2 separate regions of the Homo sapiens genome follow, and region 1 is linked to region 2. The links are chromatin loops, found by intact Hi-C in ENCODE. Cell type or tissue: HepG2. All regions are shown on one strand. Links, peaks and the distances in the headings refer to the core of each region. The heading gives the core; the rest is flanking DNA. Region 1 has its middle 110 kb from the start of CDH19. Region 2 has its middle 160 kb from the start of CDH19.

Region 1 (12,300 bases), core at 1-8,000, 53 kb before region 2:
GTTCTCAGAATCATTGAAAAAAATATTTTTTTCAGTATATCTTCTAAAGCAGTCCTTTTGAAGCCTAAATAAAACAGAGTTCCCCCAGAAGTAAGCTGGTCTTATTACTTCAGAAAACCTGTAATACACTATATATGCTATTATATAAGGAATATGTATATATATATATATATGAATAAACCATATTTATATTTTTATTTATAAAACTTAAATCCAGGAAAACAAGTTCTAGATTCCAGGCTTTTGTCCATTACAGAATAATGACTGTCCATTTGCACCACCTCATTCAGTTAGTAACATAGGGGCTTTTGTTACTTATGGTTGCCAAAGTTTTTTTCTATTACTTTAGATGTTAATACTGTATAAATATTATATATTCACATAGATGGATTAAGGAGGGGAATAGCGTTCTTTTTTCAAAAATAAATCCATCTGTCCATTTATGTCACTACTAAGTCTGAGTTTCTATTATTAGGTTACATGTCACATATTGTATTTATTATTATTATTATCATTATATTATTCATTATGGTGCCAATCAACCATAGAAATAACACACTCAGAATATCCAAAGGTACAGAAAAAAATTGTGTGTATATATATATATATATATATACAGAAAACATATATATACACAGATCATATATATATATATAAATCATATATATATACACAGAAAACATATATATATATATAACCCATTTTATTTTGGACCTTCAAACATACATTTTCAAATATGGCATTGATTTTAAGGTGGCTAACTTATGACAATACCAGTCAACTTAATTGGTGTTTTTCACTTGAGTCCATATTTTAAAATGTCTTGTGTTTCAATTTAGGGCCCAAGCAAATCTCTGAAATAATAAACATGTAAAGGGCAAAAACAAGAAAAAACACATCAGGAGTTGCATAACTAGACACATCTTCAAAGGACAAATATGGCTAAGTGGCTGCTTTCTAGTCTATGGTAGAAAGCAAGCAATGTAAAATCCTTTCTTGGTAATATTTTTGGAGAAAACATTACAGCATGGTGACAGTTATTAGCATTGTATCATTACTGTGATACTAAGTAATTAAAATGTCTTGTCCCTACTGCTGAAATGCAGCTTGACCATGGTCTGGCAAAGGCAGAGTAGACAAGTCATCCGCATGATCTCCCCCAGCAGGGGGTGCCTTCTACCTATTTTTGCTTAGGTGGCTGCATATGGGCCTTTATGTAGTTTGTGCCGAGACAAGCATTTAGTATTACCAGCTCAGATGAAGAGAATGTGATTTAATAGGTATACAGAAGTAGTATCGTTCCACACAGAATTTTATATCATATTAATTTAAATGCTAAATTTCTTATGGCTTTTATTTTTTATGTTATTTGTTTGCAATATTAGTCAAAAATAATTGATAGTTTTATTAAAATGTATAATGATAACTAGCACTGAGAGTCATTAGACTTTTATGAATGAATCATGTTAGCCTATTTAGTGAATATTCCAGATTGCAGAAGAGTGTCTGCCATTGTGAATCGTGTGCTACCTATTATGTGCTCTCTTGTCCTGATAAAACTGGTTGCACAAAGCCTGTGGAACCTTGGGGTTTGAACTCAAAGAGCATTATGGAGGCAGAGCTATTCATTCCATGCTGGCTCTTGTTTTGCCACGTGCTGCAATATTCCAAAAGCCAAATGCTGCTTTCTATGGCATGTACACTCATCCCTGAGGCAGATTGCAGTCCCAAATTTCCCTTCCTTAATCATTTCTACTTATTTTTATACTCTACGTAGCATTAAGTAAATCAGAGTATTCCCTTATGATTTCTAATTGCTTTTCTGCAAGGTGAAATGCTTAAATGTATTAAATATGTTGAACATGGCAACAGTCCCACTGAGAGACATAAGAATTTCAACATCATCATCACCTTTATAAAGCAATTCCATATGCTTCTCTTCTTCCAGGCAGTTCCTTAATTCAAGTAGAAATGTTCTGATATGTGGCTTTTACAATTAGCCTTTGCCTTAAGACATTGCCCCAGATTTGAGAAGATCAGAATAATAATGAATTTTTAGATAGCATACCTATAGTGTTTTGCATTAATAATAAAAGAATCAAGAGATATTGGCTTGGAATACTCAAAAAATAGGTAGATATTCTCTGGAGTACTATAGTGTATGGCTTTCTTAATATTTTCAAAAGTTAAGTCTCATATAGTTAAATGAGTATTAAACCACTTTGTAAGACAATATGTCTCCAAATTGTCCCTCAACTACTAAAAGTAATATGATAAAAATGCAAATTTTAGAAAATCTTTTGTTACTCAAGCTTCAAAATTCCTTTTTAATATCATGAAATAGCTATAAAATGTGGTATCGACCTGATTCCTATATGGTTTCATATTTTAGGATGATTTGGTTCTAATATAGGCAGTTGTGAGATAAACACACAAATACATGAATGCACAAGCACACAGACATTTTAAAAGATTCCTATATGGTTTCATATTTTAGGATGGTTCTTATGTGGTTTCATATTTTAGGATGACTTGGTTCTAATACAGGAAGTTGTGAGATAAACACAAATACATAATCACACAAACACACAGATAGACATTTTAACAGTATTTCCCATTTCCTCATCACAACTCTATGAGGTAAATAAAGAAAATTTCTGTACGTGCATATGTGTATACCGAATGGGAAGAAATCACACCATAAGATGGAGACTTCCCTCTGACAGATTCTCGTCCCAGCCTCTTTCTAATTTAAATAAGGCCAGCACTCATATTCAAGTTTCATTTATTCATCCGATTAGTGCATATTTATTAAGTATCCTTTATATGCCAAGCACTTCAGTAGATGCTGGGAAAACAAACAAAAAAACACAACACTTTTCATTACCAAAAAACTATATTCAAAAGATGGGAGTGCATCAAAATATTTTTCACAATTGGAATGCTTTTAGAGGTAAATACAAAGTGGGTTAGGAAAATCGAGGAGCGATCCTCCCAGTGGCTACTCAATCCCAGTGGGGGGGACCAGCGGAGCTGTGTGGTGGGAAAAAGCTTAATGAGGAGCTTAGGAGTTGGTCATTGACATGATCTTTGCAGACATGATACTGTGCCTCATGCATATTTACCTACTCCATGGTGGAATTTCTATGGATGTTAGAACCTTGTTCAGCTTGCAGGTAAATGAGAATTACCTCAAAGGTAGGTCAAACCTTCAGGTAGTGAATCTCATTTATTGGGCTATAAGTTGATGGCCAAGCAAATGCAAAAACTAATGGCAGGAAGCTTGGTTACATGATAGGGAGAGAGGACACTGTGCTATACCATTCTACGGGTGCCATTCACTTTGCAGGGAAGGTTGTATAGTATTTGACGTGAAACAACTCCAACCACAAATGTTTACCTCCCAGGAAAATTTTACTATGCTTAATTTTTAAAAACAATTTTAGATTTACAGAAAAATTGTTGATAGTACATAATTCCCATACCCACATACGATATACTCAGTTTCCCTAATGTTAATATTTTACAATAGTATAGTACATTTATTACAATTAATGAACCACTATTGATACTTTAGTATTAAAGTCCATACTTTATTCAGACTTCCTTAGATCTTAACTGTTTTTTTTATTTCTTTTTTTTTGGTTCAATTCATCTGTATCTAATGTCTTTTCGGTTCCAGGATACCTTGTTATTTTCAGTGTTTAAGTCTCATTGGGATCCACTTGGCTGTGACGGCTTCTCACGGTTTTATTTATTTATTTTATGACTTTGACAGTTTTGAATAGTACTAATAAAGCATTTTGTAGAAATATTGGGATTTCACTAATGGTTTTCTAAAGATTATGATAGGCTAATAGGTGTTTGAGAGGAAGAACACAGAGGTAAATTGCCATTTTCATCATATCACTTCAAAACTACATACTATCAACATGGTTTATCACTGCTAATATTGACCTTGTTTACCTGGCTAAGACAGAGGTTGTTATATTTCTCCACTCTCAAATTACTCTTTTTTCCCCTTTTTCATATATTAGTCTTTGAAAATAAGTAACTATGTGCAGCCCCCACTTAAGATGTGGGGGATTGTGCTTCCTCTCATTGAGATCAGAGTACCCACATATTTTTTCAGATTTCTTTTGCAAGGAATATTGATCTGTTTTCCTCATTCGATCATTTATTTATATCAGTATGAACTCATGAATATTTACTTTATATTTTGGGGTTATAATCTAGTAGTAGTTTTTTCTGTTGCTCAAATTGTTTCAGCTTTGGCCATTGAAAGTCCTGTGTCTCAATGGCATACCCTCATGATTGTGTATAAGATGTGTGTGTGTCAACATTAAGTGTACAGAATTAATATTGGTGTTTCTAATTATAGTTCACTAGGTCATGGATGATTCTAGCCTTCTACACTTGTTATCTTTAAGCTTCACTCCAACAGTGAGAAACCTGATTTCTAATATCTGCCATCCATCATATCAGGATTGTTAACCAGTACTCCTGTTGGACAAAACTTTATCACCTAGATAACAGGGCTTACAATTTTCTTTCACCTTTATTTTTACAAAATCCATTCATTTACAAAATTACTTAGGTCAGCAACTCTCCCCCTGAGTGATATTTTTCATTCATTTGTAACAAGTTACATTGTTTTGTCATATTTTTATTAACCTATATTAAATTTCATATTGTGGTATAAAATTCAACGATATTTGGCAAGTGCCTAGTGTCAGGTGTCCTCAACTACAGTATCATATTTAGTAGTTTTATTTTCCTGAAACATTCCCTGTGCTTTATCTATTCAACCTTCCTTCCCCTCCACCAAAAACTAGAAAGCCATTGATCATTTTACTTTTCTCTATACTTTTGTCTTTTCTAGAATGCCATATAATTTGAATCAGACAATATGTAGCTTTTGTAGTTGAGAAGGTTTGCCTGTGTCCCCACCCAAATTATGTGTCAAGGGCAGGGCCAGGTGGAGCTAATTGAATGGTGGGGGTGGTTTTCCCCATAGTGTTCTCATGATAGTGAATAAGTGTCATGAGACCTGATAGATTTGTAAATGGGAGTTCTCCTGCACAAGTTCTCTTGCCTGCTGCCATGTAAGACATGACTTTGCTCATCCATTGCCTTCTGCCATGATTGTGAGGCCTCACCAGCCATGTGAAACTGTGAGCCCACTGAACCTCTTTTTCTTTATACATTACCCGGTCTTGGGCAGCTTGAGAACAGATTAATATGGTAGTCTAGCTTCTTTAACTTAGCAATGTACATTTAAGTTGCCTCCATCTTTTCATGGCTTGAATGCTCATGTCTTTTATAGCTGAATACGAATTCACTACATGAATGTGCCACATTTTGTGGATCCATTCACCTATTGAAGGACATTTTGGTTTCTTCCCTTTTTGGTAATTATAAATAAAGCTGATATAAATATTTCTGTGTGAATTTTTGTGTGAACATACATTTTCAAATTAGTCAGATAAATACCTAGGAACATAATTGCTTGATCATACAGTAAAACTATATTTAGCTTACTAAGAAGATGCCAAATAGTCTTCCGAAGTGGATATACCATTTTGTTTCTTTTTTAACTTTTTTTTTAACCAGTCAAGGAAAACAGTGGGGGTGGAGAAGAAACTAAAAGGAGGTAGCATTTTGAATTCATATCAACAATGAATAAGAGTTACCCTCACTCTACATCTTCATAAGCAGTTGGTATTGAGAATTTTTGGATTTTAGCCATTCTAATAGGTGTGTAGTTGTATCTCATTATTATTTCAGTTTGTGTTTCGCAATAATGAATTACGACATTCTTGTCATATGCTTATTTGCCATCTGTATAGCTTCTTAGGTGAGATGTCTATTGAGAATGTTTCCTCATAATTTAATTGGGTTGTTTTTCATATTATGGAGTTTTAAGAGTTATTTGTATATTGGATAGAAAAACTTTATCAGATATAATTGTCAAATATTTTTTCCTGGCTTGTGGTTTTCTTTTAATTCTCTTAGCAGTGCTATTTACAGGGTGGAATATTTTATTCTAGTAAAAGATAACATTTATTTATTTATTTATTTATTTATTTATTTATTTTTACTTCATAGCTCATGCTTTTGGTGTCACATCTAGAAATCATTAAAAAAACAAAATATATAGATTTTTATATAATATTTTTTTCTCAAAATTTTATAGTTTTAGGCTTTATATTTGGGTGTATCATCCATTTTGTGGTAATTTTTGTGACTGGTGTAATGTCTGTCTGGGTTTATATTATTATTTTCTTGCTAGCATACACCAAATTGTTTCAACATCATTTGCTGAAAAGAATATTATTTCTTCATTTAATTCACTTTGATACTTACTCAAATATTAGTTGACGATATTTGTTTGGGTCTGCTTCTGGGCTGGCAATTCTGTTCCATTTTTCCATGACAGTACCATGATTTCTTGATAACTGTAGCTTTAAAACAAGACTGAAACTTGATAGTGGGAATCCTTCATAGCTTACTTTTCTTCAGTATGTGTGGGCTATTCTAAATATTTTGCTTTCCATAGAAAATTTAGAGTAGTTTGTCTATATCTACCAAGTAGTTTTCTTGGGTTTGTATTGAAATTGCATTGAATCTAAAGATCAAGTTGGAGAGAATTGACAAGGTTGTCTTCCATTCCATGAACAAAATTATCTGTCAAATTATTTACTTATTTAGATCTCCTTGGATTTATTTTATCAGAATTTTGTAGATTTCCATGGATTTTTGATTTTCTAAAGATTCTTATTATGGGTTTCAATTTTTTGGTTGCTAGTATAAATGTAAATGCATTTCAAGTTTGATTTCTGATTGTTTAGTATTGATATATAAGCAACCAATTGACTTTGGTATGTTAACCTTGTATCCTGAAGCCTTGCTATACTTTCTTATTTGTTTCAGGTTTTTGCTTGTTTGTTTTCAACTGTCTATGATTTTCTAAATACGCAATGATGTCATCAGCAAACAAAAAACAAATACATTATTTCTTCTTTCCCAATCTGTACACCTTTCATTTTACTTTCTTGTATAATCACAGCAGCTATGAATTCCAATATTATGTCGAATGGGAATGGTGAGAGGAAATACCTTTGCTTTTCCCCAGTTAGTGTAAAAAAGTCCAGTTTCTCAGCATTACCTGTGTTGTTAGCCATAAAGCTTTTATGATATTCTCCATCAAGCTGACAAATTTTTCCTCTGTTTTGCTAAGAGTTTTTATCATGAATAGGAGTTGGATTTTGTAAAGTACTTCTTCAGCAACAATTGCTATAATGGTTTTCCTGTTTTAACTTGTTCATGTTGTAGAAGACATTTATTGATTTTCTAAGGTTGAACTAGCCTACCATAGTTGGAAAAACTCCTGACTAGTAATGGAATATAATACCATTATACAGTCATCCCTGGACATCGATGGGGGATTGGTTTCAGGACTTCCCCATACCCAAATCCGTGCACACCCAAGTCCCACATCTGACTCTTTGTATATGTAAGTTTCTCATCCATTGAATATATATTTGTGATTTGCATTTGGTTGCAGATGTGGAATCCTCTGATATGAAAGGCCGACTATATTTATTGCAAAAACTGTGCATGTAAGTGGAATCATACAGTTCAAACTCGTGTTGTTTGGGTGTCAACTGCACCTTGTTTTGCTAATACAGTTGTCTCTCATTATCCATGAGGGATATATAAGTTCCTTATATAAAATGTTGCAGTATTTGCAAATAAGTAGAAATTCATTGATGAGAATAAGCATCAATAAGTAGCCCTGGGAAATTTTAAAAGCATTAATACCTGGTTATAAAATTTCATAAATCAATCATTGACATATGAATATAAACGAACAAAAAACTTAAAACCTCCTTATGTGGTAAATAAGGCATATGTAGGAAAATGATTCTACTTGGTTCACTTATGTTTCTGCATACTTTGTAACAGAAACATTGATTCTTTTCTGTTCTGAATTATCTTTTCAAAGATGTGTTATAGCACATTCTTGGAAGAGATTGTGTTTCAGTCAAGAGCAAAGGTTGAGTTTGTAGTCTTAGAAGGCACGATAGCATCTCCCATTGGCAGAAAAAATAGTCATGCTTACTGTCTAATATAAAAGATTCAAATTTCCTAAACTAAAACTAAGCTCTTAAATTCAGATTTCCTTTTCTGAAATGCAATCCCATGAATGTGTAGGTGTCATTTAGAGCATTATGTCACTGAGAAATTATGGTGGGGAACAGGCACAAATTCTGACACTGTTGTTACTACTCTTAAAATGGGTAAGGAAGGCTGTTGTTTCTGACCTTGGAATCTTGTGTCTTCTGCTAGTGTTTATAAGATTGTGACAGATTAATTTGTTGGCTGGCAAGAGAGTAGAATCACAGCATAATAAGGCAATGAAGAACCTTATAAAATCAATTAGTTTGTAAAATGTTAAACTATGTGATATATTTTAACTTGTGTAAAAATATTTAATACTATATTGATATGGTTTGGCTGTGTCCCCACATAAATCTCATCTTGAATTGTAGCTCCCAATTGTTGTGGGAGGGACCCAGTGGGAGGTAATTGACTCATGGGGGTAGGTCTTTCTTGTGCTGTTCTCGTAATAGTGAATAAGTCACATGAGATCTGATGGTTTTATAAAGGGGAGTTTTCCTGCACAAGCTCTATTCTGTTTTCTGCCACCATGTGAGACGTGTCTTTCACCTTCTGCCATGATTGTGTGGCCTCCTCAGCCACGTAGAATTGTGAGTCCAATAAACCTCTTTCTTTTGTAAATTGCCCAGCCTTGGGTATGTCTTTGTCAATAGTGTGAAACGGACTAACATATACACACATATATATGTACATACATGGGCTAGTACAACCTAGATTCGATTGAATTAACTAAGAAAACAACACAATTCTTAACTTTTTATTATTTTTTCATTAAAAATTGTTTTTTCTTTTCTTATTTTCTTAGAATTAATGAGTGGCTCAGAGAAGACTCCCAAATTTTTTTTATCATAATATACACTCTAAAATTTAAATCAGCACGGCCATCTTCCTAAGTGATATGTTTTCTCTAATACATTTAAATCTGATTTAAAAATCACCATTATAAGTATGGTTATATATACATTTATTTAAAATAATTACACTATTAATAATGAAGAGACAACACCACAAAACATGCATAATTCTTAGGATAATGTACACACTTTGGGCCTGACTTTTATAGGCTTCCATTACTGTTGTGTTGTAATTGGAAATTGTTTGTGGCCCTTGTGAATTCCAGGGCAGCAGTCAGCAAATCTTTTTTTAAAAAGAGTCAGATATTACATATTTAAGGCATGCTGTGTATGCGGTCTCTATGGAAACTATAAAACCCTGCTTTGTAGTATAACAGAACCAAAGATGATTCGTCAATTAATAGGCATGGTTATGGTCCAATAAATCCTTATTCATAAACTCAGATAGCTGGCCCACCAGCCATAGTTCTCTAACCCCTACGATATTGTTTGGAAATACAATACACCTACATATATAGTTTGGTGCTCTAGTCTTTTAAGTAATGATTTATTTTCAATGTCCTGAGAGTTAAACAATATGATACAGAATTTGCCTTGATTATGCTCTGGAGGGTGGGTTCTGGTACTGACTCTATCAGTTACAGGCAGGTAATTTAAATCCCCTACTTCAGATTTTTCATGTGCAAAATCAATTACAGGAAGATCTATCTGAAAGAAGAGGTTAGAAAGGAGAAAAACCAATTAGGTTTTCACAACCTGCTTATTCATATTTTAATATCTTTCTAGGAATTCATTAAAAACATCTGCTTAATAAACCTGGGATGATTTTGAAGATCAAATTAGAAAATGTACCTGAAAGTATACTATAAATGATGATACTTAATATGTAAACTTTTATTATTATAACTAGTAAGTGTATTATGTTCCTTATATCTAGCTAAGTGCTATCTGACCCTCTGATTAGGTATAGTCCCATAGCTCAATGGACAATCAATCAACAGATCAGTTGATCAACAATGCCATTTTTATCCTTGATTTTCTGGTATTTTCACTTCTTAAAGAAGATGCTTCTTTACTACTGGTTTTTCAGTCAGCTCTGCTTTAACTTAGCTTGGTTAAGAGAAGACTACATGACTTTGAAATAACCTAGATTTTTAGCATATAACTCCACATTTCACCCATAATTTCTCCCAGTGCAGCCATTTCTTTGAATGGACACTTTCAGTGGAGTGATTATCATATACAGTACTTCTCATAAGATACAGATCTTCTTTAAGTAGTGGCCATCCCTGTCATTTCTTTAAAGCAAAAGCCTGTAGATCATTTTTCTTATATAATTTAACAGTGAAGTGGGTTTAATGCTTTACTAAAGAATTATGGGAATTTTTCTAAAACATGAATTTGTCAGGATATAACTCTAGTGTCTTTATGGGCAATTTTATTTTGAAACATAGTCCAGTGTGAAATCAGTCTACTTGACTTTAAAATTAAACTAAGAAAGCATATTCTGAAATAATTTTAAAGCACTGTCTCTATCCACATGCCCTTTTTCTGAAACTAGTAAATGCATCAAGAGGTACATTTAGAAATGGGATTAAATGCAAGTCACTTCATTTTCAGAGTCCCATAGTGACACGTTGCAGGACACATGAAGATACAGTGGTTATTTGTCTTTTTTATCACTAGTTGGCTTAGATTTTTTATTCATCTCTGTTACTCCTTTCTGAATTGATCCTAATTGATCATGCCAAAAAGTTATCTCTTTAATAATCACAGAACATAATACAGAGCTGTGTGCTTAATAAGTGATCAATGAAATCATAAATTAGGCTCTTAGGATAGGTATAAATTATCCTTACTAAATTCACTTATCCAAAAAGAGGAATGGTTAAAACTGTGCTAAGAGAGACCATTGCTCTTTTTGGGTCATAGACACCTTCTATTTCAAGATAATAAGAATTAAATGAACTGCAGCAGCCTGAATGTTATCATGCATTTATGGTGCATGAATTTACACCAACATTATTTTTAGAGAGCCTATGTCAAACTTGGGAAAATGTGCCAAGCAGGTGAAAGTTTCTCTATGGCTTCTTATAAATTAACTAAAGATTTGGATTTTACAAGTGTAAAAAAAAAAAAACTTAGTAAACTGGCCCCCAAAAAATCACAAGATGAAGAGAATCTTTAAGAGTATACAATCTATTCTTTCAATTTCTCAGATTTATTACATTTGATAATATGATGACATCTTCTACAATTTAATTGAAGTCATGGAAAATTTGAAAACATAAAATTTCATATTAGTCTTATATCAAAGATCATTAGCATCACACCTTATCAACTGGAGAATTCAATTTAGGGACTTCCATAAACATGTAATACACTTTGTACAAACACTATCATAGAACCCATATTTCTCAGAGGTATCTACGAAAATATCCTGAGAAATACTGTGAAGGATTTTATTGTTCTTAAAATCCAGATGCGTTATTTCCTTACTCTATTTCCTAATCTAATATTTGCTAAACATAAATTACAGGGTACAGTAATGTATACATTTAAGTTTGCTTTTTATCACTCTTGGTAAGTCAAATGAGATAAAATTTAATTTAGGAAATTAAATGCATAAAATTATTAGAAGATTCCATTTTTAAAAGTCTAGGAGAAAGTTTACTACATAGTTTCCATTTGGTTATCAGGGATTAGAAAGTTACCAGATTTGCAGGAAAATCTCTACGATCACAGATGTCTATAGCACTTGACAGGAAATTTACGGAAAAAAATAATAAAGCCTCAAAGGCGTAGAATATTGCTTCCTTCGATGTCCATGGTCTGCTTACCGTTACTGGAATAATCAGTTTTGTTTTTTAATTTTTCACCTTCCAGAACTCACAGAACTTCCTCTTCTGGTAGAGTTAAAATTAAAATAATGAGAATGGAGGGGAAGTTCGGCCCATTTCTGCCATCAAGCTGTCAGCAAGAAAAATAGAAACTACTCTTTCCTGAAGATAGGTATTTACTATAGGAAATGATACACCAAAAAATCCTTTTGAATGCTGAAGAGGTCATGGTCAAAAAAAATATTGCTAGCTCTCAAATTCATTCTTTGATTTTTAAAAAATCATTAATTTGCAAAAATACAAGAAAACTTCTGACACTAATCTCAACTGCCTATGTCACCAAACAGGGAAATTTTCATGGAAATACTAAAGAGCTGCACAAATTAATATCTGCCAAAAACCATGCACATGCCTGAGGCTAT
Region 2 (12,889 bases), core at 2,150-10,149:
TCATTCCTCAAAAAATTAAACCTAGAATTACAACATAATCCAGCGATTCCACTTCTGGGTATATACACAAAATAATTGAAAATGGGATCCCAAAAGGCTATTTGTACAGTCGGCCGAGGGCGGTGGCTCACGTGTGTAATCCCAACACTTTGGGAGGCCGAGGTGGGCGGATCACGAGGTCAGGAGATCGAGACCATCCTGGCTAATGCGGTGAAACCTCGTCTTTACTAAAAATACAAAAAAAAAAAAAAAAAAAAAAAAAAAAAAAAATTAGCCGGGCGCGGTGGCAGGCGCCAGCTACTTGGGAGGCTGAGGCAGGAGAATGGCGTGAACCCGGGAGGCGGAGCTTGCAGTGAGCCGAGATCGCGCCACTGCATCCCAGCCTGGGAGACAGAGGGAGACCTTGTCCCAAAAAGGAAAGAAGAAAGGAAGGAGAGGAGAGGAGAGGAGGGGAGGGAGGCGAGGGGAGGGGAGGGGGAAGAGAGAAGAGAGAAGGAAGGAAGCAAGGAAGGAAGGAAGCAAGGAAGGAAGGAAGGGAGGGAGGGAGGAAGGGAGGGAGGGAGGGAGGAAAGAAGGAAGGAAGGAAAGAAAAAGAAAGAAAGAAAGAAAGAAAGAAAGAAAGAAAGAAAGAAAGAAAGAAAGAAAGAAAGAAAGGGAAAGAAAGAGAAGGGAAGGAAGGGAAGGAAAGAAGGAAAGTGTGACACATGTTACAACATGAGTGAATCTTGAAGACATTATGCTAAGTGAAATAAGCCAGCCACAAAAGAACTAATACTGTATGAATACACTCATATGAAGTACCTGGTGTAGCCAAATTCTTAGGACCACAAAGTAGAATGGTGGTTTCTAGGGGGTGGGTGAAGAGTGGAATTGTGACTATTGTATAATAGGCAGAGTTTCTGTTTTACAAGATAAAAAGCCTTCTGTGAATGAACAGTGGTGATGGTGCACAACTATGTAAATGTACTGGGTGCCACTGAGGTATACATTTTAAAATAATTAAGATAGTAAATTGTATTATGTATTTTACCTCAATTTTTAATTGAAGAGTATAAAGGGATTTATTATTAGACCTCACATATATTCAGTTCTTATTTTATTTATTTATTTATTGGGACAGGGTCTAGCTCTGTTGCCCAGGTTGGAGTGTAGTGGCGTGAACTTGTCTCACTGCAACCTCCGCCTCCTGGTTCATGTGATTCTCCTGCCTCAGCCTCCCAAGTAGCTGGGATTAGAGGTGCGCTGCCACTATGCCAGGCTAATTTTTGGGGGGGGATTTTTAGTAGAAATGGGGTTTTACCATATTGGTCAGCCTCCTGACCTCAAGTGATCCACCCACCTCAACCTCCCAAATTACTGGGAATTATAGGCGTGAGCCACTGTCCCCGGCCTTGTTCTTATTTAAACATTAGTTTTTAAAGATCTATATTGTGTCAATGATACATGTGTTTTTTGTAGGTTACCAAACAAATAGGACCATACTTTTGCATAGAGGCTTACCCAATCTAAATATAGCACATGCCTATAGTATATATACATATACACATACACACAGAGACATGTTGGCATCTACTAAAAATTGCTACAATAATTCAGGCATACCTTTAATTGTTACTTCAGATAGTAATTGGCTAGATATAAATTATTAAGACATGAATTCATATATTGTATCCATAGTTTTGTAGCTCAACTTGTGTATGCTTAGCTCCAGTTTGCAGCTTTCTATATCAAAACTTAATGAGAATTTGGAACCATCATTCAAGCAAATTTATAAGTGGTTATGACAGGAACAAGTATTATAACATCCAAGAATATTTTCAGTTGATAGCAATTTTAGCCTTATGACTGCAGTAGATGACACGGTGCACTGTCCAGATTCCTCCTTCAAGACTAAAGCATTTGTTCCTTTAGGTGCTAGAAGCATTGGCATCTCAGGGCTCTTAGCCAAGTCATTCTATAGAAATTTCTATCAGCCATGTCCAAGGTCATGCTCCTTCTTGGAATAACTTGCAATCAATATTAGTCAACATCGAAAATATAAAGGCTGATACACTTTGCTTCTTTATACAACAGTTTTAAAAGTGTATGCCACCTTTACAGGTCCTTGTGGGATTATTTGAAATGTTTGTTGCAACTTCCAGGTTTTCAATGATTTTTCTTCTCAGTCCTACTTCTTTCTTTCATTTCCCCACAGATCATCATCACAAAGGTACATCTCAATAAACTTACTGAAGACACCATCTCCAGGTCTTTTTCCTGAAGAACTCAACCAAGACAAAGGTCAATATTATGATCTTCTATATGTTTCTGTTACCAGCTGTCCTAACTTCCCAGTATATTATCATAAACATCCAGAAAATTATTTAAAATACTGTTATGAACACTGAACTTTGGTGGAATATTAAAGAAAACTTCTCAAAAGCTGGGGAAAATTACATAAACTGCAATTTGAAGTAATTTGTTGCCAAGTACAATCTCACACACACACAAAAATCAACTAAACAGGCAATAAGATTGTGAAGATAGCCACAGAGGGCTTTGGTTGCAATGCATTGTTCTCTTAATTCAGCCTCCAAAAAGAGGCAGTTGGTCAGAAACTTGGGCACCCCACGGTGTTAGAATTATTTTACAAAGGCATAGTGTTATATTTTTGTCATCTTGGTTACTTTTCAAGCAATTCACTTTTTTAGTTATTTAGAGAGCAAAGGCGGTTTTTGTTGCTGCATAAATACAGGGAAGCAAAAGGAAGGGAAGCATGATGATATACTGCATTATGAGTTATGTAGTTGAATTCTAGACAAATATTGATGGTAGAGATGGATGCTGGCTCACCAATGTTTCAATCAATCAATCAATCAATCAACAACACACAAATGGTAACTAAAATTAAGTTTTTATACCAAGTAAAATAATAATGCCATTATTTTATGTATGTTTATTTCCAAATATTTTGCAGATATATAATACACTGTTCTTATTTTCTCTAAAGGTCTGTGTAGACTTGCTCTCTGCAGCTGAGTCATAGATAGTTTATTGAAAAATCAAGAAAAATACTTTTCATAGTTGCTCCCTTATGTACATATTTTATTTTTATTTGAATTTTATTTATGTTGTTAACAGATGCTTGTCTTTAAATGTGGTGGTGATTTGATACAGAGTTGGTTCTTCTTATCTGCTGGCTCTGCAGTCGTAGATTCAACTAACTACAGTTTTTAAATATTTTTAAAATAAAAAAATTAATAATGCAGCAATAAAAAATAATTCAAAGAAAAATACAGTAAAACAACTTTTTACACAGGACTTACATTGTATTTGGTTGTATAAGTAATCTAGTGGGGATTTAAATTATACAGGAGGATGTGCATCAGTTTTATGTAAATACTACATCATTTTACATAAGGGATTTGAGCACTTGTGGATTTTGTAATTCCAAGGGTCCTGAAAGCAATCTCCCAGGGATACAGAGGGAAGGGTGTACCTGAAAAGGGCGTTATTCCCAGTTTCATTGGAGACTGGAAGCTCTGGCAATCATAGATGGAATATACTGCTGCATCTTAGCTCATTTTGATTGTCTTAATATTGTCTACAGTATTACAAGGAGAATGAATTTCAATTCAAGGGTAAAAGAAATAAAGATGGCTTGCCAATTAAGCTGTGATATTAAATGTATCCGTGGAGGCTGGATACAGGAGCAATTGCAATATGATTTTTGTTTGTCTGTTTGTTTGACTTTTACCTTACCTTTCATTCAACAAACCAATCATTGTTGAGTGTCACCTCATACAAGTGAGAACACCTTGGATTCAAACTCATGTTGAAATATTTTTCTATAAATATTTTCTATAATATAATTTTTAAGAAAATTCAGTTATTAACTCTGTGAGCTACTTAGGAACATCACATAAATTATGCAGCTGCAAACTAGATAAAGTCAGACAATTTATGTCTTTTTCTTTGAAAAATAATGTGTCTTTAGAAAGAGAAGTTCTAAAGTGGCCAATTGTGCAGTCCCTTCTTGTCTTTGGGGATTATATTCCAAGACCATCAGTGGATGCTTGAAGCTGCAGGTAGTATCCAATTACCTTCTATCAGAGCACATTTCTGTCCATGTCTTCCACCAACAAATTTAATGCCTTTTCCATCTTAACTAAACACCTATCACAGACTAACTTTTGCAGTTTCAGGTGCAACAAAAAAACTATCATAAATTTCTTTTCCTTATTCATAATTTCATAGATAGAAGATTTGTTCTTACATTAGACCTTTGCAACTTTAGCATATGATTTTTTTTCCTTTTATTATTAAGTGGAGAACTTTCACTTTTTCACATAAAAGTAGCTCTTTATGCTTTTCTTGGCATATCCAAATAGCCAGCATCACTACCCTTACACTTTGGGGCCATTATTAAGAAAAATGAGGGTTACTTGAACTCAAGCAGTGTGCACTGTGATATCAATCTGATCACCAATATGGCTGCTAAATGATTCATGGGCAACTAGCATGTACAGCCTGGATACAATGGACAAAGTGATGGTTCATATCCTGAGCAGGAGATTTCATCACATTACTCAAAACGACGTGCAATTTAAAACTTATGTATTGTTTATTTCCCAAATTTTCCATTTAATATTTTCAGATCAAGGTTGCCCAAAAGTAATTAAAACCAAGGCAAGGGAAATCAAAGATAAGGGGTGAACTACTTTGTGTCCAGGAGTAGAGACTTTGTATAAAATGCTTCCAAAGCACTCCAGTGCCTAATTACAACAAGTACCAATACCTGGGCCATCTTGGGCATTTCCCAGATAGTCATGGAGGTCTTGTAATAATGATTTAATTATTGATAATAGCAATAACATGTTTCTTATTATAAAGTTAAAAGTTTAAACCTGTACATTAAATATAATTTTATGTGTAAGATCACCTAAATAAATTTGTGAAGAATGCCATTTTTATTCCTCAAGTGTAATATTTTATAATTTTATTTTGACTAGGAATTTAGAATTACAAAATGGGCTATATATACATAATAAAATTAGACATGTGGCAATTTTCTATAAACAATTTCAAGATTGTAAATTCCTATATCTCCAGAACCATGATTTATCTTTAGCATCTCCACAGCATAAAATACTTTTTTAAAGGAAATCAGTAAAAAAAAAAAAAGAAATGATTTAACTATAAAATATAAATATTCAATAAAACACAACTTTATTGGTTTACCTGAAATTGACATATTAAGTTAGGCTGGATGCTGTGGCTCATGTCTGTAGTCCCTGAACTTTGGGAGGCCAAGGTGGGTGGATCACTTGAGCCCATGAGCTTGAGTATTCTGGGCAACATGGTGAAACCCTGTCTTTACAAAAAATACAAAAATTATCCAGGCATGGTGGTGCACACCTGTAGTCCCAACTACTCTGGAGGTTGAGATGGGAGGATCACCTGAGCCCAGAAGGTTGAGGCTGCTGTGAGCCATGGTCATGCCACTGCACTCCAGCTGGCAGAGGGAGACCCTGTTTCAAAAATAATAATAATAATAATATATATGTATATGTATATATATGTATATGTATATATATATATACATATAAAAACATATCCTTTGTTCTTTTGAATAGCAATGTTCTCTCTTTATTAAAATAATAATAGAGATATTTTCAAAATGTTTAAAATGGCATTTATCTTTGAAACATTGTCTAGAAAACTAAACTTTAAGTTGATACAGTCCTTAAGTTCCCTTTAGGAACAATGCTATTTAAATCCTTACTTTGGCTTTGATCTAAAATTTTATCATTTCCACATGAGCTATAAATATCATTACCCTATCACATATAGAATGCATGGATTCTGTCTATACAAAATATTCAGAGTTTATTCTATGACAACTTCAAGAGACTGAGGATTCCCTATCTTTCTGATTAACCTACTACATTTTGAACTGCAACTACTTATGTCACAGGATCCTTTGGGTGTTGCTTCACCAGCCGGAAACCTCTGTGGCCAGTCACCCTTTAGCCCAACTTTTGCTCAGATCCGCTGGGCCCATTCCACCCGCTCAGCCTGGCAGTTTGTGCTCAGCTTGCTCTACTAGCCTGGATCCCATGACTGCCAAGGTCAAGCCAGGTGCAGAGCAGAGAGGGGTGTGTGAACAAACAAGTGCAGAGTCCAGCCACTGTGCAGAGCCGGGTACGCTGACTAAGCAGGGTGGGCAACCCCAGGCACCAGCACAGGCACCAGCTCCCTGTGAGGCTGTGGCTTGACCAGGCATACCATCAGTGGATTCCACTGTAGGTACCACAGAACACGGTGGTGCCCAGAAGCTTGCAGGCACCGGGAACCACAGAGCCCCAAAGAGGGTGTCACAGTTCTGCCTCAGGGAGCTCCTAGGTTTGGCCTCCCCGAAGGGCCACAGCTCTTCTCTCCTTCTCTCTCCTTTCCTTGTCAATTGCTATGTGATGAGCAGCCCTGTTTGTGTTACAGCTCTCTCAGCCCTGACACTGGGTGGGTCTCAAGTTCTTTATTGTGCCCAGGAATAATGAGGTACATGGACAAGTGGAAGGTAAGCAAGATGAAGAGGTGCTTTACTGAGTGACAGAACAGCTCAGAGGAGACCTGCAATGAGTAATTCCTCTCTGCAGGCAGGTCAGCATGATGTCTGCCCCAGTCTTGCTGAGTCTGGGGATTTTATCAGCTTCAGTGGGGAGGAAGTGCATGCTGATAGGCCGAAAAAGCACCATAAGTTCTCACTCTGGTCTGCATAACTAGCTGCCCAGCCCCCAGGCTTTAGGCCTTCCCAGGCCTGAAAGTGAGGCTTCACCAGGGACTGGCCCCTTCCCACCCAAGAGCCCATCTGCCTCCTGCCTCCATCAACCTGCCGTCCACGACACCCATGCTATTCATGCCGAGGGGTGCCTGCGGACCTGCACCGAGCTGCCCTAAGCACCCTCTCAGCCTCCCTCCCATGCTTGTTGGGACCCAAAGTTTGGAGGGGACCAAGGTGGCAGGGGTATAGTGTGTCAGCAGTGCCCCAAGCACACACACACCCGGCCAGGTCCCAACAACAGCTAGGTTCAGCCTCAACTTTGCTCCGAAATCGATGCAGGTGCTGGGAATGGGGAGAGACCAGGGTGCAGGAGCAGGCATTTTTGAGCCTGCAAGGGCAGGGGGTCTTCCTGGTCCCTGAGAGCACAGTCCAAAGGTACAGCTGGGCTGGGAGGCTGTAGCTGAGCCTGGGAGGTTGGTCTCACCCTTCCAACTTGGAAGAGGGTGGGGCTTCCACCTGTTCCTGGCCCCCACTGGCTCCCCCTGGCTCCATGAAGCACAGCCACATCTCCCCTGCTGCTGCCAGCATCTTTGCAGCAGCCACTCCAGATGGGCCACTGCTGTCATCACTTATAGAGTGTGTTTATTTAAATTGAGCTAAGAACTTTTAACCAAGTAATCAAGATTTTCTTTGGAGGGCCAGAAAGAGCAACATGTGTCTCTTTGAATATTGGAAACAGCTGGAACAGCTATCATATTCTCATGAGTCTCTTTTATCCCATAAACTAATGAGCTACAAGTCCTCATATGACATGGTAGTGAATTACCACTTCATCTGGACCAATCTTTATTAAGCTGCTTTTAATTTGCAGATACTGTTGTTTGCACATATTTTTATTTAAGTTTAGTGTCATAAATAAGTGCTAAATCACTGGTGGCATCATCAAAGCACTGTTAATTTATATAGTTTTCTTCTTTTTAGGTGGTAAAAATCTTCCTGACAATTTCACCTAGCCACATTTCTTCATGCCATAACCAAAGTGTTGACATGTTCATAGACTATTTCAGTCACACTCACACTACTGCATGCTGAGCTTACAAGGCAAAATCTGTACCCTCCAGGAATTGTCCTTTGGCGAGAAAAACAGAATGAATACACAAGTGAATAACATCTGCATTCATTCTTTTTATCATGAATTGTATCAACTAATTAATGGAATAATAATGTTTGTTGGAATGGTATATTTCTCTTACTAAGAACTCCTAATAATATCTGCAGTACCAAATAAGGACATTTATCATAGTACAAATTAAGAAAATGAATACAGGCACAAGATACTGTTAGCTTTCTAGCAGAAATTTTTCCTCCAGCCCTTCATCATGGGCACATGGTCAAACTGCTTTCTTTGGTCTGTCTTGCACTCAGATGTAATCATTTGACCAGCCAATGGAAGGTAAGTAGAAGTGTCTCATTTCTGAAAGAGGTCTCTTTAATCATATTTTATTCATGTATCCCTTTCTTTTTGGGATGCTGCTCCCCTGGAGATGACAACTGGCCCTCTCTCACGTCAGTGGTGAGTAAGCTGTGGGAGCACATGGTCCTGAGTCTCTCAATCAAAAAATAGAGAAGAGTGCCACACAGACCTAAGATAACTGCCCTACCTGCAGCATTAGGTGAGAGAGAAATAAACTCCTCACAAGCTACAAGCTTTTCCTTGAGTATTTCATGCCATAGCATCTTAGCTTAGTGCACATTTACTAATACAACAGCAAAACAATGAATTATATGACAAATATGTTAAACAGCAGTTTCATAGACTGGATCCTAGGACCCGTGGTTGAAGCGAGCATTAAATGAGAGGTCAAGTACAGTTTCTCTAGCACAGGCCTATATTTCTTTATGCAAATTCAATCATAAACATACACTTTTATTTTGTAAATGTGCCAAGAAATATTCTGTACCAATACTATGGGCACTAAAATGCGAGTGAGTTTCATTTAGCCTAGTGTGAACAATGAAAGCCAGGAGTGTATTTGGCAATTAAGGTGAAAATATATAGTATTTCAATTGTATTATAAATAAAGTAAAAATAGCAATCCCAACAGTCTTCAGTGGGAAAAAAAATCTAATATATGGGTATCATTACGATTCATACTAGGAAATACAAGTACAATAAAAACTTATTAAGGAAGTTTCATCCATTATTTGCCAGCCATTATTTGTCAATATGTTTTGTCATAGTCCTAAGATTTTTCTGTTCATGCTGTTTGAGGGACTGGCTCCATGATACCACCTTAAAGTGATTGTACTGTAATTGTTCTCTTTATCACTCATGAGATTCAATTTCATGTTTCATCTGCTTCCTCGATTTCCTGTTGCTACATAGTGAAATGTGTTCTGATCTTCTAAAAAATGGATGGATGTCAACTTTAGCAAATGCATAGATTTTCAGGATAGAATTCATCTAGTAAGGGGAAAAAGCTAAAGATTCTAGTCATGGCTTTGTAACTGTAGTATCTCTATATCACTGTAATAAAACTTTGTCAGATAGTTAAATGAATGAGTTTATTTTATATTCTAGGCTGTGCTGTTTCCTATGTTATGTACTAAAACAAACTATTTGGTAATGTATTAGCTGGTAAGTGATCTATCAGGTGATTTCTTCTAAACTTTTAAGACTAATTATTAATAGAGTAATTCATTATATTATCTAATCTCTCTCTCCCTCTCTCTCTTTAATTTCAGGTACTTTTGTAAGTATTTAGTACTTAATACTCAAGTATCCCTGTCATAAATGTAGCAGAAAGTTTTAGTAACTTAGTCAAATTCACAGTTATTAAAAGACAGAATTACACTTTCAAACCAAGCAATTTGACTCCTGAGCCCATTGTTTAAATATTGTTCTGTGTGGTCTCCCAAAGTCATAGTGATTTAGTGCAGCCCCATCATTTTACTTCAAGGCAAATTAAGGCTCATGTAAGATACATCATAACTTTTCTAAGAATGCACGACAATTAAATAATGACAGTTTCTCATCTTAAAGTATTTTGGTAAGTCTCCAACTTCCATAACATAAATTGAAAAGTATCGCCTTATTTAAACAAAACATTTTAAAAATAGTAATTTTAACAAATAATGTAAGCAAAATACTTATTATCATTTACATAGTGAAATGGACTGTAGGACCTGGGATTGCCATAAAAGCATATGTATAATACCAATATTTTCACTGAAAGTATATCTTACCATAAAATATGCAATCAAGTGCTATAATAGGTTAAAAGGATTTACGAAATGGAATCTAGGTACTACTATTTCACACAATGAATCCATAGGAAAGGATTCATTTAAAAGATTTAAACTCATGCATGCTTGTTTACTACTGAATGTCTATTTAGAAAGGACACCTCAAGATTTAAACAGAGTCAGGAAGAAAATATATTACCACCACAAAAACTATATTAAATTATTTGACATCTACATGGCATGTCTTATTTCTTTCATCTCTTTTCAATGTCTCTTATCCTGCCTGGGAAGGGCAGGACACATCAGATCCACTGCCTAAATAGATTCTAGCCAGAGGTAACTAGAAATGAACTCCCTTGAAAGTATTTCAGCCTCTTCAGGTGATTCTAATGTAACCTGACAACTTTTTGGAACATTCTATTTTTATTCCACAGGTGAAGGAGCCGAAAAAGTTACAATATTCCCCACTTTTCCAAAATGCATGCCTCTGACTATGTACTTACCTGATGATCCCTCTCCGCAAATTAACTGCTTACAACCATGGGTTCAGGAGAAGGACTCTATATGGGACATATGGCTGGTGTTATGATCAGGGTAGCAGATTTAATTGGCCTACAGATTTAATAATGCTTGGAGGACATTTTAGCCTCAACTGGTTGCAGCTCTATTTAGAGTATAGAATTGTAAAACAATTATGTTCTTCACCAATTGTGTCATTCACCATTAATCTAGGCTGCTAAGCATTCATTCTCAACATCCTATTATATACAATTGTATAAATTATGACAAAAAATCTTGTTTTGAAGTATTATCTGAGATCATTATTAACGCCATTATAATTTTGAAGGTTGAAAATATTTCTCCTTTTAATGTTGAAACTAATTATGTTCTTTCCATTCATTATCAGGCCATTTGCCTTTATGTCCTTGTTATTCTCACCTTGCAAAAGGAGGATGGACCCTGTGATGGTTAATACTGAGTGTCAACTTGATTGGATTGAAGGACGCAAACTATTAACCCGGGGTGTTTCTGTGAGGGTGTTGCCAAGGAGATCAACATTTGTGTCAGTGGGCTGGGGAAGGCAGACCCACCCTTAATCTGGATGGGCACCATCTAATCAGCTGCCAGTGAATATAAAGCAGGTAGAAAAATGTGAAAAGGAGAGGCTGCCCTAGCCTCCTGTTCTATGTCTTTTTTCTGTACTGGATGCTTCCTGCCCTTCAACATTGGACTCCAAGTTCTTCAGTTTTGAGACTCGGACTGGCTCTCTATGCTCCTCAAGCTTGCAGACAGCCTATTGCGGGACCTAGTGATCATGTAAACTAATACTTAATAAACTCCCTGTCATATATATTATACTTAATAAACTCCCCTTCATATATATTGTACATATTATATATAATATATCATATATAATCATATAATATATATTATATATAAAATATATCATATATCATATAATATATAGTATATAACATATCATGTATATCATATTTATACATATATATATAATATACATATATATATATATCTCCCATTACTTCTGCTCCTCTAGAGAACCCTAACACAGACTCTTACTCACAATTTGGTTAGGATGTCAATACTGATTATGCCACCTGACAACAAGCCTATATATGAAACAGTTTATTGCATGCATAGTTGAGGTCTTTGTAAGCAGCATGGCAGGCCTCCAAAATGGATCAGAAGTGACCTGAGAGAGTAGAAAGGAACACTGGCTAGAGTTCTTACTATGATCGGGTTAGGTGCTGGCTCAGGGTTCCCACACACAGGTAGGGACTTTTGGTTTGAATTTCCTGCCTGCATGAAAAAAGGGAGAACACGGAGCTTCTTATCAGTTAGTCCCAATGCGGTGCAGAGTGGAAAAGGAGAAAGTGAGTCTTAAAACTTTACAGCAGTCAACCATCAGAAAGCAGAGTTGGATCCCTCATTCTTATTCTCTAGCATTTAAAGAATATGCCAGAATTACAAGTACTCTTGATTATATCCCTACCCCTGCCCACAGGGTATGGTAAGTCAACCCTCAGAGTTGCACGTTACAGCAAGAAGGGGCATTCCTGATAATTATATACAAATTAGGCCTCCAATGCGTCTCCAAATGCTTGGATAGCTGGGTTTCTCTCCGTTAGGACTTCACCTACAGGAAGACTTTGAGGAGGCTCACCAGAGCCTGTTACACTGTCCCTGTTACAACCACCTCTCTCTTTACATGTCACTTGCTTATTCTAGCTATCTAAAAATGAAGTTTAGGCAGGGGTTGGAAGTAGGGGGTTGGCAGGGAAATGACTCATAAAGTTAAAATGGACTCTACCCACACGTTCTCCCTGTGACATTATCATGATTGGGTGCAGCATGTCTCCAAGAACATACAAATTAGAATACCTCTGTCATTGTAGACGTCTAGGCTTCTGGGGTCCTTCATCATAAAATGGATACTTATGCCCATGTTGTTTGGCAATACATGAATGGGGTCCTATCTCTAATGCCTCTGAACCTCCACGATTTTTCCACTGTATTCTCTCAAATTCACAGTCTGTAACTTATAACATTTCTTTCCTTTTTTCTTCTTTAACTTCTCCAGGGTGAGTTTTATCTTTCTTTCTCTTATTGATCCTAGCCATTCTCTATGACTATTACTTCTCTTATAGCTTATCAAAAATGCCTATTTATCTTCCTACATTTCACATCCTATGCTCCACTTACCATAGGAGGAAGGGTGAATGTGCTACTTGTTCTGTGGTGTTTCCAGGAGACTATGTGTATTCCCTGCCATCCAAACAAACACACACACACACACACATACACACAACAGTGTTGAAGTGCACGCAACCCAACTGTGCCATCTGTGATGCCTCCAAGGAAGAA

The links. Hi-C counts contacts between places; a loop is a spot of excess contacts. Peaks named below come from ENCODE experiments on the same cell type or tissue, not always from the same donor. Only the 100,000 strongest peaks of a DNase experiment are listed, where the experiment ranks them.
Region 1: it touches region 2 in a loop (2.7-fold over the local background); 1 of 110 quality-filtered maps calls a loop at or near these places.

The regions. Positions count from the first base shown.
Region 1 is chr18:66,484,924-66,497,223 of GRCh38, reverse strand. No RefSeq gene overlaps it. Among named protein-coding and RNA genes, the nearest start is that of CDH19, 110 kb to the left of the region's middle. In HepG2, for the core only: a CTCF peak has its summit at 1,171 (motif pointing right); a DNase peak (open chromatin) is centred at 1,163.
Region 2 is chr18:66,433,847-66,446,735 of GRCh38, reverse strand. No RefSeq gene overlaps it. Among named protein-coding and RNA genes, the nearest start is that of CDH19, 160 kb to the left of the region's middle. RefSeq lists an enhancer at 6,609-7,534. In HepG2, for the core only: no CTCF peak of the experiment used is centred there; a DNase peak (open chromatin) is centred at 6,105.